4 separate regions of the Homo sapiens genome follow, and regions 2, 3 and 4 are each linked to region 1. Evidence: chromatin contacts called from ENCODE Hi-C data. All regions are on one chromosome and are shown on one strand. The core of a region is the stretch at or near the end of the contact, and the rest is flanking DNA. Distances in the headings are between cores, read along the strand shown. Region 1 has its middle 98 kb from the start of CHD1. Region 2 holds the start of CAST (calpastatin). Region 3 overlaps ERAP2 (endoplasmic reticulum aminopeptidase 2). Region 4 holds the start of LNPEP (leucyl and cystinyl aminopeptidase).

Region 1 (3,555 bases), core at 345-2,844:
GTATTGTTAGAAATGGGAGTCTGACATTTGAAGACGGCTTAATAGGGTGTTAGATCATGTATCAGCTAAGCAGTGACAGACATATACAGAGAAACAGAAGAATGTGTGGGTTTATAACTTGAAAGTAGAGAGCATTTTAGGTCATTTTCAGCTACTAACTCCTTATTCCAAATTGGTACCCTGTAACAAACTTTAATTATCTACTGTATACTAGACAATATGTATATTGTAAGAATTGCAAGGATGAATGATTCATATTCTCAAGGAATTTAGAGTCTATTAGAGGATAAAACTACAAAACTAAAAATCAATCATATGATCTGTTAAGAAATGACTACAGAAACAAAAGTAAGAAAGCAGCAAATGTGAGGTTTGAGGATAGAGACAGAAGAATTTCTGACAGGAAGTAATTTTTGAATTGAGCCTTGATGAATGAGAATATCACTTAGAAATAAGAAAAGGAGGACCAGGTGCAGTGGCTCATGCCTGTAATCCCAGCACTTTGGGAGGTTGAAGCAGGCAGATCACCTGAGGTCAGGAGTTCGAGACTAGCCTGGTCAACATGGCAAAATCCTATCGCTACTAACAATACAAAAAAATTAGTCATGCATGGTGGCGTGCACCTGTGGTCCCAGCTACTCGGAAGACTGAGGCACAAGAATCTTGAACCCCGGTGGCAGAGGTTGCAATGAGCCAAGATCGTGCCACTGCACTCTAGCCTGGGTGACAGAGTGAGACTCTGTCTAAAAAAAGAAATAAGAAAAGGGCATTTTAGGTAAAGAAAATGGCTGAGGAAGCTATAAAAATACCTTACATATTTAGTCTCTTTGCAGTTTTTTGCCTCCTGTGTGACAGCTTCCCCACATTACACTCCCTAACTAAATACCCATGAAGCCATAAGAATTCCCTCCATTTTTATTTCTTGTTTTGTCACCAACTTTGAAATTTGATAGTGTATTAAAATAATGGATGGTCCACCACAGTCATGAAGAATGAATAGAACCTCCTGATAAAAGTGGTTTTTGTGAGTTTTTTTAGGGATGGTTAATTTTTTAAAATCTGATTCTGGAATGCAAGAAGATTATAAAATGTTTTTAAATTTAAAAAAACAAACATCTGTATACCATGCTGTTCTCTTCTTTGCATTGGGATTTGGGTTATTTCATAGAGCATTTTAATTAATGGTGCAAATTAGTCTAATTACCAAATTAGTCTAAAGCTCTCAGAAGTGAGGTCAATGGATACACATGCTGTGGAAAGGCCAGACTTTTCATAAAGCCACAAAAACTATTTTTGGTACCCAGAAGATGACTTGGTTAGTATCAAAAACAGTAAGATCTACCTTCATTTAGGACATAAGTGAAAGACACTTCTGTGGTTAATAAATTTCACTGGCAGCAAGGGAGTAGAAGCCCCTAGGAGATACACTCCACTGCTTCTACAGAGAGGTAGAAGTGGAGTTTCAGTTTTAATTTTGCACTGTCTTTCTTTGAAATGATTCTAGCTTCTGCTTTTGAACAAACAGTAACAGTTTCTGATCCCTGTTTTACTGTCATTGAATATCAAATGGAGAACTTGTTTCTGAGACAGGAAATGCTAGTGAAACTCCTCGCTCCTGTCAGCACTTTCTAAGCAAAGTCAGGCACACTGCTTGCATTCTCTGTATTTGGAGATCTTCATCTTTACACGATGCTTATTGCAATCTGGAAGCTAAAATAATCCATACTCAGGCTTCAATAGCCTAAACTGTTTTTTTGTTTTTGTTTTTTGTTTCATTTTTGTTTTTTTTTTGTTTTTTTTTTTTTTTTTTGAGACAGAGTCTCGCTCTGTCACCCAGGCTGGAGTGCAGTGGCAGGATCTTGGCTCACTTCAACCTCCACCTCCTGGGTGAAGCAATTTTCCTGTCTCAGCCTCTCAAGTCCCAAGTAGCTGGGACTACAGGCATGTGCCACCATGCCCAGCTAATTTTTGTATTTTTAGTGGAGACAGGTTTTCACCATGTTGGCCAGGCTGGTCTCAAACTCCTGCACTCAAGTGATCTGCCCCCGTCAGCCTCCCAACGTGCTGGGATTACAGGTGTGGGCCACTGACCCAGGCCCAATAGCTTAATCTTCATATTTCACACCTGGAAAACTATAATTATAGTACTGCTGACTTTTTAAACTGGTACAAAGACTTATCTTAGGCAATGTCTAAAAAGTGCTCTAATCACCTTAGAAGAAAATTATGCACTCTACAAATCACAGACTTGGGAGGCTTTGTTAAAAGTAACCTGTTCCAACACTGCAATATATGAATCAAGAATCATTTGTATGATACAGTGAATTAAGATGGGTACTCTGGGCATTTTATTTTGAAAGGTCAACAAAATGCAACTTGTTAGAACAGTTTTAGCTCTGTAGCCTATGGCTACCAGTTTACGCTAAAATAAGTCTTTTATTATACACAGTGACAAATTCTTCCATCTCTTCAGCTCTTTTCACCAATGCAATGTATACTGAGTAGTATCTCCTTCAGTTAGTTTAGGCCATCTCTGGCTCTTCTGGAATATTCTGTCCCTCTCAGGGCTGCATTTGATATGCACTTTAAATGTATTTTGCCTATAATTTAAAAGATAGGATGGGGCTGGGCACTGTGGCTCACACCTGTAATCCCAACACTTTGGGTGGCCACAGAAGGCAGATCGCTTGAGGTCAGGAGTACGAAAACAACCTGGCCAAGATGGTGAAATCCCATCTCTAATAAAAATACAAAAATTAGTCAAGTATGGTGGCAGGCACTTGTAATCACAGCTACTTGGGAGGCTGTGGCACAAGAATCGCTTGAACCCGGGAGGAGGAGGTTTCAGAGAGCCGAGATTGCGCCACTGCCCTGCAGCCTGGGTAACAAAGGAAGACTCTGTCTCAAAATAAATAAATAAATAAGATAGCAGGATGGGTGCAGTGGCTCACACTTATAATTCCAGCACTTTGGGAGGCCAAGGGGAGAGGATCACCTGAGTTCAGGAGTTTAAGACCAGCCTGGACAACATGATAAGACCCCATCTCTGTAACAATTTTAAAAATTAGCCAAGAGTGGTGGCATAAGCCTGTGGTCCCAGCTACTCGGGAGGCTGAGGTGGAAGGATCACCTGAGCCCATGGGGTAGAGGCTGCTGTGTTTGCACCACTCACTCTAGCCTGGGCAACAGAGTGAGATCCTGTCTCAGTCAATCAGTCAGTAATAAATAAATATAAAATGATAGCAGCTGGTAGTCAGCAGAGGCGGCAAGGGAGATTTCCCAAAATAACGAAATTCTCAAGATTCTATCCTCAGGATAGATTCTGAAATCCTCAGAGAATTTGGAAATTCTCAAGAGGTAGTTTTGCTAACACACATCCACTTGTAATCCATATTGTCTTTTCTCCCTTGGGGTGCAAGGCGTTAATTAACAATATTTAACTTAAACAGACTCATAGTGCTACAACTAAGGGAATTCCTGAGCTACTTCCTGTTTCCAAGTCCCTGGCCAAGCCGCTCTTGAACTGCTCCACCCCCCAAAACAAACAAATTCTTT
Region 2 (2,775 bases), core at 276-2,775, 2.4 Mb after region 1:
AAACACTAGAAGTGCCAGCTTGACTGGATATTACACCTAATTGGCAGGACAAACATTCAATGCACCAAACAAATGGAATGTTCTTGTCCCTCATCCAAAGTAATAAAGTGCAGAGAAGCTCGCTTTTGTGCGCGCTGTCTCTCTCTCCCTCCCTCTCTCACTTTCTCGCTTTCTTTCCTCCACCCCTCCACCGCTCTCTCCAAGGGTCTTGGTCTCAGATCTCAGTTGCTTCTGCCCCTTGATGTTTGGGATTTTCTCCTTGCCTCACATTGCAGCTGCCTCTCCTTTGCGTCGGCGAATGTACGTCCAACAATCGCCCTCTAAAAGTTTTGAACTTTACTTAGGGGTTAAAAAAGAACTCTAGATCAAAGCTCTTGCGAGCTGCGTCCTAGTGCATTCAGGAATCCACCTCCTAGACAGAATTCCTCCAGCAACAATTCCAGTTCCATCCCACTTGTGAGCGCCAGCAGAGCATAGTGCTTGACATCGGGGCGAGAGAGGTGCATGCGCCGCGCACGCTCGGGCGCGCTCATACATACCACAAGAGGGTGAGTCCCCTGCCTCTCCCCGAGCCTAACCTGAAGGTCTGCGAGGAGGTCGCACCCGGTCCGCACCCCTTCCCCGCCAAACCCCGGACAACGCTTCATCCGCACGCCCAGAAGGGCAAAGCAAACACACTCCCTTCCAACACACTCCCTTCCGGGTCCTGCCCAGGCACAACCGCTCCTATTTACCGTCTTGTACCACCAGCTGGCGAATGCCATGGCAACAACCGGCTGGCTCCGATCCGCACGGCGGGGGAGCCGGCGAGGGCGCGGGGTGTTGCGTTGGAGGCGCCGGGCTCACACTCCGCTTGGCCGGGACCGGGCTGGCACTGAGCTCCGCACATCCCAAGGCGGCTGCCAGGTGGGCAGAACCCTGGGGGTGGGGCCCGGCGCAGGCCCCGCCCCTCCTCGCCCGCCCAATTTGGCTCGAGGCTGGTTAGGGAAGAGGCTCTGCGTCTCCAGGCAGCCACGCCCTGCGGCCCGGCCTTAGCGCGGAAGACTACATCCCGCTGTCCAGTGAAACCACCCCACTCACTCGGGGGTCCTGAGTGAACCTCATTCCCCGTTCATCCTCATCCTCATTCACCCACGTCTTACCAGCCAACTTTTCTTGACGCGTCCCCCCCTCCACTCTACCCGGCCAACGCCACGCCCAGCGCACTGGACCCGGCCGGGGAACCGAAGCCACCTGCAGCCACCTGCCTGGCAGCGGCCAAGCCCCTAGCCCTCTCCCTGCCCCGCGGGGGCGCCGGGGACTGCAGACCCGCCAGCCTGGCAACGCCCAGGGAGGGCGGCCACAGCTCCGGGACCCGGTACCCCATCGCCCAGCCCCGCGACGCCGACAGGAGCGCCACTCACCTCATGGGTGCGGCGGGCGGCGGCTGCTCGCCGGGGCCGCGGGGAGGCGGCGGGCTTCTGGCCGGGCTGGGACATGGCGAGGCCGCTGCGGCCGCTGCCTCCCGGAATGCGCCGCGGAGAGTGGCGGGGAGGCCTGGCGGGGAGTCCTGCCAGGGAGAGAGGGAGGGAGGGAGGGAGCGGAGGGCCCGGGAGCGGGCGATGAAACAGCTTTTCCGACCCCACCCCAGGTCTGCGCCGGGGTTCCCCTAGCCCCGATGGGCCCTCCCCTTCCTGCCCGCGGAGGGACCCGGGCTCCTGCCCTGTAACTTAACACCCTCCGCCCCGGTCCTCACCCGGTGACCCGCCCCGGCCCCAGCACTGCTCTGGTCCCGGTTGGTCAGAAAGAAGGGGTTGGAGGTTGCAGCGTTCCTCCTTCGATGCCCAGATCTAGCTTGCAGTTGTGCAACGAGAGAGCGGGACCCGGGCGTGGCCAGTCTACGCTTCGACCCTCCTCCCAACAATCCGGAGAAGTAGATACTCTTTCTACATTCTGCTCCGCTTTAGCTGCGAGAGTTTACCAACTCAAATCTGGCCCAAGCCTGGACAGTCTAGATAAGGAAGCGGATCACAAAAACAAATTGGTCTGTGTGTGTGTGCGTGCGTGCACGCGCCTGTGTATGTTTTATATGATTTTACTTTGTTTTTTGGCAGTTTCGAATTTTAATAAACTTTTATGGGGAGGAGAACATAGGTTCCAATGCAAAACGGAGAACAGTCCCAAATTTAAACCCTTATAGTCTTTCTAGAGTCTGGCGAGTTTTGTTTCTGAAGCTAGATTGCTTTCTTCTTGGGCTCATCTTAAACAGCGCTTCCTGGTTTGGGGCTGGAAGTGAAATTTAACAAGCCCTACGTGCTTATGTGAGAAACTGTCAGCCTGCAGTTGCTGCTGGTTCACAATCAGGCCTGACAGAAAACCTGTTTGTTACCCTGCAGTAGCATCATCATTCTGGGACTTGGGGTCACCGCTTTCTGCAGCGTTGGGGTTTAGACAGTTGAAGAGAGAGAAGGCAGAGCCTTTTTTTTTTTTTTTTTTTTTTTTCTGGAGAGGCAGTTTCGCTCTGTCTGGAGTGCAGTGGCGCGATCTCTGCTCGCTGCAATCTCCGCCTCCCAGGTTCAAGCGATTCTCCTGCCTCAGTCTCCTAAGTACTTGGGACTACAGGCGCGTTGTCACACCCAGCTTTTTTTTTTTTTTTTTTTTTTTAATGGTAGAGACGGGGTTTCACCACGTTGGTCAGACTGGTCTCGAACAACACCTGACCTCAAGTGATCTGCCCAGTGCTGCCTCCCAAAGTGCTAGGATTACAGGCGTGAGCCACTACAGCCGGCCAGAAGG
Region 3 (3,555 bases), core at 754-3,253, 2.1 Mb after region 1:
GCCAAATTTTCTTTTTAACTCCCACCCTCTACTGCCAGTATGCACACCAAATGATAGATTCTTCCGTGTTGGAGGGGAGCTAAACTGATGTCTACAAATATACATACATGCACACACACATGGCAAGGGAGAGGGAAATGGAGAGGGATGAGAGACAGAAGCAACACAATACTTGGTGCTGAGAAGCTTAAGCGGAAGCATGGAGAAAGTGTGTCTGGACCACTGACGGTGGGTGATGGAAATGGATAGTAAAGAGCATCTTTATATGTTTTTTGTTTGTTTGTTTGTTTTGTTTTGTTTTAAGACAGAGTCTCACTCTGTCACCAGGCTGGAGTCCAGTGGTGTGATCTCAGCTCATTGCAACTCCGCCTCCTGGATTCAAGTGATTCTCCTGCCTCAACCTCCCGAGTAGCTGGGATTACAGGTGATCCACCAGACCTGGCTAATTTTTTTTTTTTTTTTTTTTGTATTTTAGTAGAGATGGGTTTTCACCATGTTGGCCAGACTGACCTCAGGCAATTTGCCCACCTCGGTCTCCCAAAGTGATGGGATTACAAGCATGAGCCACCGCACCAGGCCTATAAGTATTTTTGTAAGTAAAAACTATGTATTTGAATATGTCTCAGGATTTTCAAGAAATGCAAGTAAAAAATAGGAGCTGTGAAATAATTTTTGATTGTTGGATTTTGTTTCTTTAACCACAAAATCACACATCAGTTGGACCATAAGTGTGCTTTATAAGGGCACAAAAATATCAAATGAGATAATCAACATGAAAGTGCTTTTTATTCTTTAACTTTGATTTTTTATTTATTATTAATTATTGTTATTATTATTATTATTGAGACAGAGTCTCACTCTGTCACCCAGGCTGGAGTGCAGTGGTGCAATCTCGGCTCACTGCAACCTCCAGCTCCTGGGTTCAAGTGATTCTCCTGCCTTAGCCTCACGAATAGCTGGGATTACAGGCAAGCACCACCATGCCAAGCTAATGTTTGTATTTCTAGTACAGACGGGGTTCCACGAATTGGCCAGGCTGGTCTCAAACTCCTGACCTGAAGTGATCTACCCACCTTGGTGTCCCAAAGTCTTGGGATTACAGGCGTGAGCCATTGTACCCGGCCATGAAAGTGTCTTTAAACTGTAAACTGCTGCAGAAATATTAAACAATATTATTACTGTCCCTGGGACACAAGTGCTTGTAAAAAAGAAAGGATCTCTTCTGTCTACAATGACTTAGGGTTCTTCTAATTACAGGTATGAGTTCTCTGGGTCTAATGGTTCTATAAAAAATTATTTTCTTTGCAGTTGGAAATTTTAAAATATTTTAATAATTATTAGAATCATCTGAATTAACTGAATTTTTCTGCTTTGCCTTTCCTATTATCTACATGAATCCCAAAGACAGACCATAAGTTCTTTAATCAATCATTAACTGCTTATTAATCACTATTATAAGATCAACATATGCTAGGTGCTATCACATTAAAAAAAGAATAGACACAATTTTTGTTCTTAAGCACATTATCATTATTGAACTAATAAAAACAATAAAAGAGGGTACTATTATGTGGAACAGATTATAAGTGCACTGCTAAGAATTTAGCAGACAGGCAAACGAATGAGGGCTGGAACAGTCTGTAAGGAGGAGGTGAAATCTCAGCTGGATCTTAAAAGTTGGGTGGCATTTGAATTGTTGGAAAGAAGAAAGGGCATTTCAGCTAGTAAAGGCACTAGAAATATAGGCACAATGATCTAGAGATTGAGCAAGATTTCTTCTTATAAGAGAGAAGATTAGTTTTGCTCAACAAATATATACACATTGGGGAATACAGTTGACAACCTTAAAATTTGCCAGAGATTAGGTGTTATATGGTAGAAATTACAACATTTTAAAGATTTTAGATCAAGGGAACATAAAAGTGTAGGATTAGTCGTAGAAGAGAAACCAAAGAAAGTCAGGTCAAATAGTGAGCCCCTGGGGCCACCCCAGCGTGACATCCTAGTGTGGTGTTAGAGGAAAAAGGGAAGTGCTGCCTTCTATAGACCATGACAACATAGCAAGCAGAATAAATATGGTTGACTGACAATATATAGCTATTTATAAACATTCACAATTATTCTGTTACTTTCTAGATTAAATAACAGTCTATCGTTACCCAACATATGACTTACATTTGACAGACTGCTCCACAAGTCATCATTCTTAGCATTTCTATAGCTGAACTTCTTTAAGTACTGAATTATTCCTTTCTGGAATTTCTCCTCACCCAGAAAATCCTTGAGCATATTCAAAATACAAGCTCCCTTTAAAAAAAAACAAAAGAGTTGAAAAAAGAGATAAAGAAAATGGTAGTATGGTATGTTTTTAAAGGAAGCTTAAATTTTACGGAACATGTGTGATGTCTGAAAAGTGAACAAATAAAAAGTGAAACAAGTAGCAGGAACTGGCACCAGTGACTTAAACTGCTGATTCTATAGTCATTATTACACTTCTGAAAGCAGAGCTTCCACCTGCACCTGATATTTACTACCTTGTTATAGGAAACTTCATCAAACATTTCCTGTATTTGAGTCGGGGTTTCCGCTGGTTTGGAGATAGGGCGGGATGAATTCAATGAATCTTTTGTAATTACTTCAAAACACACATTCAAAAAATAGTCATCCTAAACAGGGAGAAAAATGTTTAGTTTTAGTTTCTATTTGACACTGTAAAAGCAATAGAAAACATAGTAGGTTTAGTAAGATGTTCTTAGAGGTAAGATTTCAATCGATATTTCTTGGGAGATGTTTCTTTTCTTGTATGTATTCCCCTTTGGCCAAAGGGGAATACATCTTTTTAAAGTTTCTCTACTTTAAAAAGATACAAATCCAATATTCCTTCAGACATTGCCTGAATGTTTATCATGTACCAGCCCTTGAATACAGAAATAAAATAATGGTTTCCATTTAGTGAATACTTGTTACGTGCCTAGACCTATCATCTGCAATCCTGTCAACACCTCTGCAAGGGAGATATGGTATATGCATTTTACAAATAAGAATATATAAAGCTTTGGCATTAAGCCACAAATTCAGTACATACACAGTAACAAGAAGAGCCTAACTTTGAATCCATGTCTGTCTATAGTGTACTGGACTAAATATATATCCCAAAGACCTAATTAACCATTACTAACCACCTTGATATGCAAATTTGTGTAGTGTTCAGACCACTATATTCGTTTTTAAAAAAGACGTACCTGAAGAAATCCCTTCACACATTTTGGGGAAGCCAGCAGACCCTTTGGAAATTCTAGAAAAGTACACCCCCAATGATGTTGATTTCAGGTTACATGCCGAGAACTCTCTATAGTACCTAGTAGCCATGAGCATTCCTGTGCAGATGTATACAAACAGTGATGTTCTTTCCTCTCAACCCACATACACAGTTCTACATTTGTATTAGTTTGCCTTCTCTCTTTACAGACTTTGGGGTGACAGATTTATGTTGATTGTTTTCTAAAACCTTCAATGTTTCATCCAGTTCTGTGATCTGTTTCGTGTATCAAACAA
Region 4 (3,555 bases), core at 521-3,020, 2.1 Mb after region 1:
CCTCCCAAATGTGACAGTTTGCAAATACCCACATCTAGAAGCAATCTAGAAGCATATTCTATAAGAGAAAAGACACCAATTTTAAAACTTGAGAAAGTACTTTAATTCTGTAGGCAAAGGTTCAGCAAATCAGCTAGCACTAATCTTGACCAAATGGGTGAGTCAGCCTCATCACAGAGATTTTTTTTTTAATTTAGATGAAATTTCACATTTAAAAACATGGTAACTCCAAGCATTCTTCCAAAAACAAAGAATGAACATTGGAATAGTCACTTACAAGGACTTAACGACTTGTATTAAACATATTTTACACTAAAGTACTAGATGGTCTCTAGTTCATTTTAGCTCAAACCTTCCTTAATTCTTCGAGTAACTTCACCAGACTATTCTTTAAGTCTTAGTAATTACAAATAGAACCTGAATGAGAAAGAAAATTCAGAATTAAAGTTGTTATCAGTAAGCCTAATTAAACAGTGCAGACAGAAAGATGGCAGTAGAATAAAGCATTCTACATTAGGAATAGGGAGAATATAATCAGTAGTTCACAGCCCCATGAATGAAGCACAGCATACAACAAAGTCTGGCTGGGATTTGGGATAAAGTGGACAATATCTGTCTGCTCTTGAGTGGTAACTAACAAACTAAACAGGGATATAGACTGTGGCCCCTATTAATGTGATACTGTACCTGAAGTAACCAACCACACTCAGCAAAACATGTCAACCAGAGACTGAATCCTCTTTTAGTGAGTCGTCTCCCTTACTGGCAGTTTTCCTACTTTCTATCTTAAAAGGGAATCCACACACTCAACACCGCAAAACGGTAAGACATCTCACCCCTATATTGTGGCTCTGGCACTTCTGGTCCGCACAAAAGCCATGGTTCTAACTAGGGTGGGATTTATGCTCCCCGTTCAGTGAAGGGCTGTGGCTGTTTGCAGGGTGCAGGCTCCCTGCGTTGACTCTCGCTTCCTGTCACACAGTGGTATCACCACCGTGACGGACCCTTGACATTAACAAGTCTTTGACTGAAAAACTGATGTGATCTGCAGCCAGTGAGGGGATGCGTGGTGGCCCTGCCGAGTACCTCGGCAGGGTCAGGAGGGTGGCACTGTGGCCAGGCACCTCCGCGGCACCGAGCGAGGTGAGCAAGCCTTTCCTGAAGTTTCCCTTCCTTCCACAACATTAACCTGCCAAGCCTCCCACCCCCACCCCGCCCTATTAGGAAAAGTCACGCCGGCAGCTCACTGAAGGGCAGGGGGACAGCTCCTGGCGCCCCACAAAAGTTGGGCTCGGCAGCTGCCACAACTTAACGCTCCTACAGGAGAGTCGGGCCGACACCGCCTCCTCCGGGGGCAAACCTGAGCTGCCAACTTTCCCACTGCCCACTCCTCTGCGCACAGCAGCCCAAACTTTGCTGTTTGCCCACCGGCCGCACCCCGGGCGAGCGGCGGCGGCGCTGACCTTCAAGCCAGCCCCGGGTCCCGCACTGGCCGCCGCCCGCCCCCCGAACCTCCCTGCCTCCCCCAGATCCCCTCTCCCTGCCTCCCTCAGCCCTCGTGGGAAGCCCGCGGTGTTGGGGGAGACGGCTGCAGCCCGACCCCGCGTGTCACGACTGCCCACGACCCTCAGGGCTCCGGAGAGCCCGGGTCCCGGCGCCTCGGCAGCCCACTCACCATTGGTGAAGGGCTCCATTTTCCCCCCGCCGCGGCTCCTTACAGCCGGAGCGCCCGAGCTTCCTACTCCGAGAGCTGAGGCGGCCCAGCTGACTGAGCATGCCCAGCGCGGCCTCCAAGGGCTGCCAGGGAGGTGCCGCGAGGGGCGGCGCCGCTCCGCCGTTCCGGGTTTTCGTGGCAGCTGCAGAAAGAGCGAGGGAAGCAAGAGGGAAAAGCACAGTCAAACCCCCTGCTGCTCCGTGGACAGGCGAGGTGGGAGCGGGTTCGCGCTGGGGGCGGGGCCTAGGCGGGGCCGGGAAAGCCCAGCCCCTACCTGAAGTGGACCCGGCTGCGGCGCTCTCCCCGGCCGGGAACGGTGTTCAGTCACTCAACAAATGTGGAGCCCTACTGCGACCCGCCCGATCCCGGACGCCGAGACACCCGCACTGCGCCAGAAAATCATGGTCCCAGTCCCAGGAGCGGACATTCCAGAAACAGACCATAAATAAACACAGAAGACACACGAGTGTAAAGTCAGTGCCCCGCTGCGAATTAAATCGGGGTGATGTGATGGCGAGTGAGTGGGTAGTTAATTCGGATGGCTTGGTTAGACGAGGCCTCGCTGAGCAGGTGCCACTGAAGCCGAAGTCTGAAGGCAGAGCAGGAACCTGCGGGCGAAGGTCGCTATCTGAACCGCGAATCGCTGGTTTCCCTGGGGAGGTTGGCCGCGGAGGGATCACTGCTCGAAGGACCGAGGGAGCGGGCGCTGTAGGTGTTTTCGGCAGAGATGCCCGCCCGCATCAGAGTGCCTCAGGAGGGCGGTGAGGAGGAGACGGAAGAGAGGGCGGGGACCTCGCAGGGCCGAGGGCGCCCTGGGGTCCAGTCCCGGGGCTGGCGGCTGCCTTGCGGCCTCTAGGTGCGGGCGGATAACAAAACCCGGCGCCGGATCGCCCGGCCCGGGTCGCGGGCGCCGCAGGATGTGGGCAGAAGGCCCGCCTGTTCCGAGCCTTAAATCAACACCTGCGGTTCCCGGGGGTGCTACCACTGGGGCCCGCAGCAAGGCTCCGCGGCGCTAGGCCCGAGAAACCGAAACTCCCCTAGTCGCCCCTGCCCCCCAGCACTCGCGCCATTGCCTCCAGCCCCGAGCCACCATTGTTTCCAGTGCCAAATCGGGCAGCCCCGCTAGCCTCCGAGGCCGAACCGCCAGGGGCCCCATAAGCCCCGAGGAGGCTCGTCGGGAACCGCTTCCTTATCCTCTCGGTATGCGCATCGCCACCACCCTCGCTGCAGAGGCCGCCGCCCTCCCAGCGCGCCATCACCGCCTCCTCTGCCTCTTCCCCTCCCTCAGCCCCGGCCCCTGCATTGACTTGGCTCGGGCTGCGCCTCACTGCGCCTGCCAACTGTCACACGCTCTGAGGCTTTCAACAGCGGGGCGCCAGGGACAAACAAGCCGCGGCAAGCGCAAACAGCCTGCTCAAACAGGGACGGCCAGGGTGTTGTTTGACCAGCACTGGAATTGGAAACTAGGTTTCGAAGAAGTCAAATCGAAGTACAATATTGTATTTTAAACTGCCTGTTGTTATTACATCCCTCACAACGCACGCTCTACTTGAAACTTCCAGTGGATACCAACTGCACTTAGAATAAAAAATGAAACTCCTTGCCTAACTCTGGGACCTCATCAGCACATACTCACCATATTTTGGTAACAAAGGCCTTCATGCTGTTCCCGGAAGTCGCCAAGTTCCATCCATCATTGTTAATAATTCCTTTTGCTCGCTCCTCGCACAAGAACTGTTTCTTCTGCTTAGTGCTTTGCCTACTGATTCCATCTTGTCATTTAAGTCTCGGCTCAAATGTCACCTCTGCAAAGAACCCTTGTCTGACCATACATCTAAAAT

What was found. A loop is a pair of places that touch in the nucleus more often than their neighbours do. Pooled maps may share reads with other maps.
Region 2: a pooled map shows a loop between it and region 1 (7-fold over the local background). The contact joins the promoter of CAST here to the enhancer-like site in region 1. A Hi-C loop is called at or near these places in 2 of 168 maps with a recorded cell type or tissue (B cell and naive thymus-derived CD4-positive, alpha-beta T cell), 1 of 37 single-sample maps with no recorded cell type and 7 of 50 pooled maps.
Region 3: a loop to region 1 is called in a pooled map, with 5 times the contacts of the local background. The contact joins two enhancer-like sites. A Hi-C loop is called at or near these places in 2 of 37 single-sample maps with no recorded cell type and 5 of 50 pooled maps.
Region 4: a loop to region 1 is called in a map of CD4-positive, alpha-beta memory T cell, with 8 times the contacts of the local background. The contact joins the promoter of LNPEP here to the enhancer-like site in region 1. A Hi-C loop is called at or near these places in 2 of 168 maps with a recorded cell type or tissue (CD4-positive, alpha-beta memory T cell and naive thymus-derived CD4-positive, alpha-beta T cell), 5 of 37 single-sample maps with no recorded cell type and 10 of 50 pooled maps.

What each region holds. Positions count from the first base shown.
Region 1 is chr5:99,025,455-99,029,009 of GRCh38, reverse strand. No RefSeq gene overlaps it. Among named protein-coding and RNA genes, the nearest start is that of CHD1, 98 kb to the right of the region's middle. Within about 2 kb of position 1,594, at least 5 of the 41 ENCODE cell types and tissues checked have a DNase peak (open chromatin) inside an H3K27ac peak, as active enhancers do; they include B cell, where a contact is called at or near this core.
Region 2 is chr5:96,661,126-96,663,900 of GRCh38, reverse strand. It overlaps CAST (calpastatin), which reads right to left and starts at 1,525. Exons shown (of 32, transcript NM_001750.7): 1 at 1,404-1,525. The coding sequence starts at 1,478. RefSeq lists silencers at 749-1,028, 1,219-1,808 and an enhancer at 1,371-1,872.
Region 3 is chr5:96,895,484-96,899,038 of GRCh38, reverse strand. It overlaps ERAP2 (endoplasmic reticulum aminopeptidase 2), which reads right to left. Exons shown (of 19, transcript NM_022350.5): 8 at 2,535-2,666; 9 at 2,176-2,307. It also overlaps a transcript of ERAP1 not described here. Among named protein-coding and RNA genes, the nearest start is that of ERAP2, 21 kb to the right of the region's middle. RefSeq lists an enhancer at 1,854-1,913. Within about 2 kb of position 2,003, at least 8 of the 41 ENCODE cell types and tissues checked have a DNase peak (open chromatin) inside an H3K27ac peak, as active enhancers do.
Region 4 is chr5:96,934,295-96,937,849 of GRCh38, reverse strand. LNPEP (leucyl and cystinyl aminopeptidase) reads right to left here and starts at 1,770. Exons shown (of 18, transcript NM_005575.3): 1 at 1,676-1,770. The coding sequence starts at 1,694. It overlaps LOC124901030, which reads left to right and starts at 1,775. Exons shown (of 1, transcript XM_047417984.1): 1 at 1,775-3,555. The coding sequence starts at 1,775. The coding sequence ends at 2,479. It also overlaps a transcript of ERAP1 not described here. RefSeq lists silencers at 1,237-1,316, 1,447-1,516, 2,457-2,526, 2,967-3,086 and enhancers at 2,107-2,416, 2,717-2,856, 3,167-3,296, 3,357-3,555.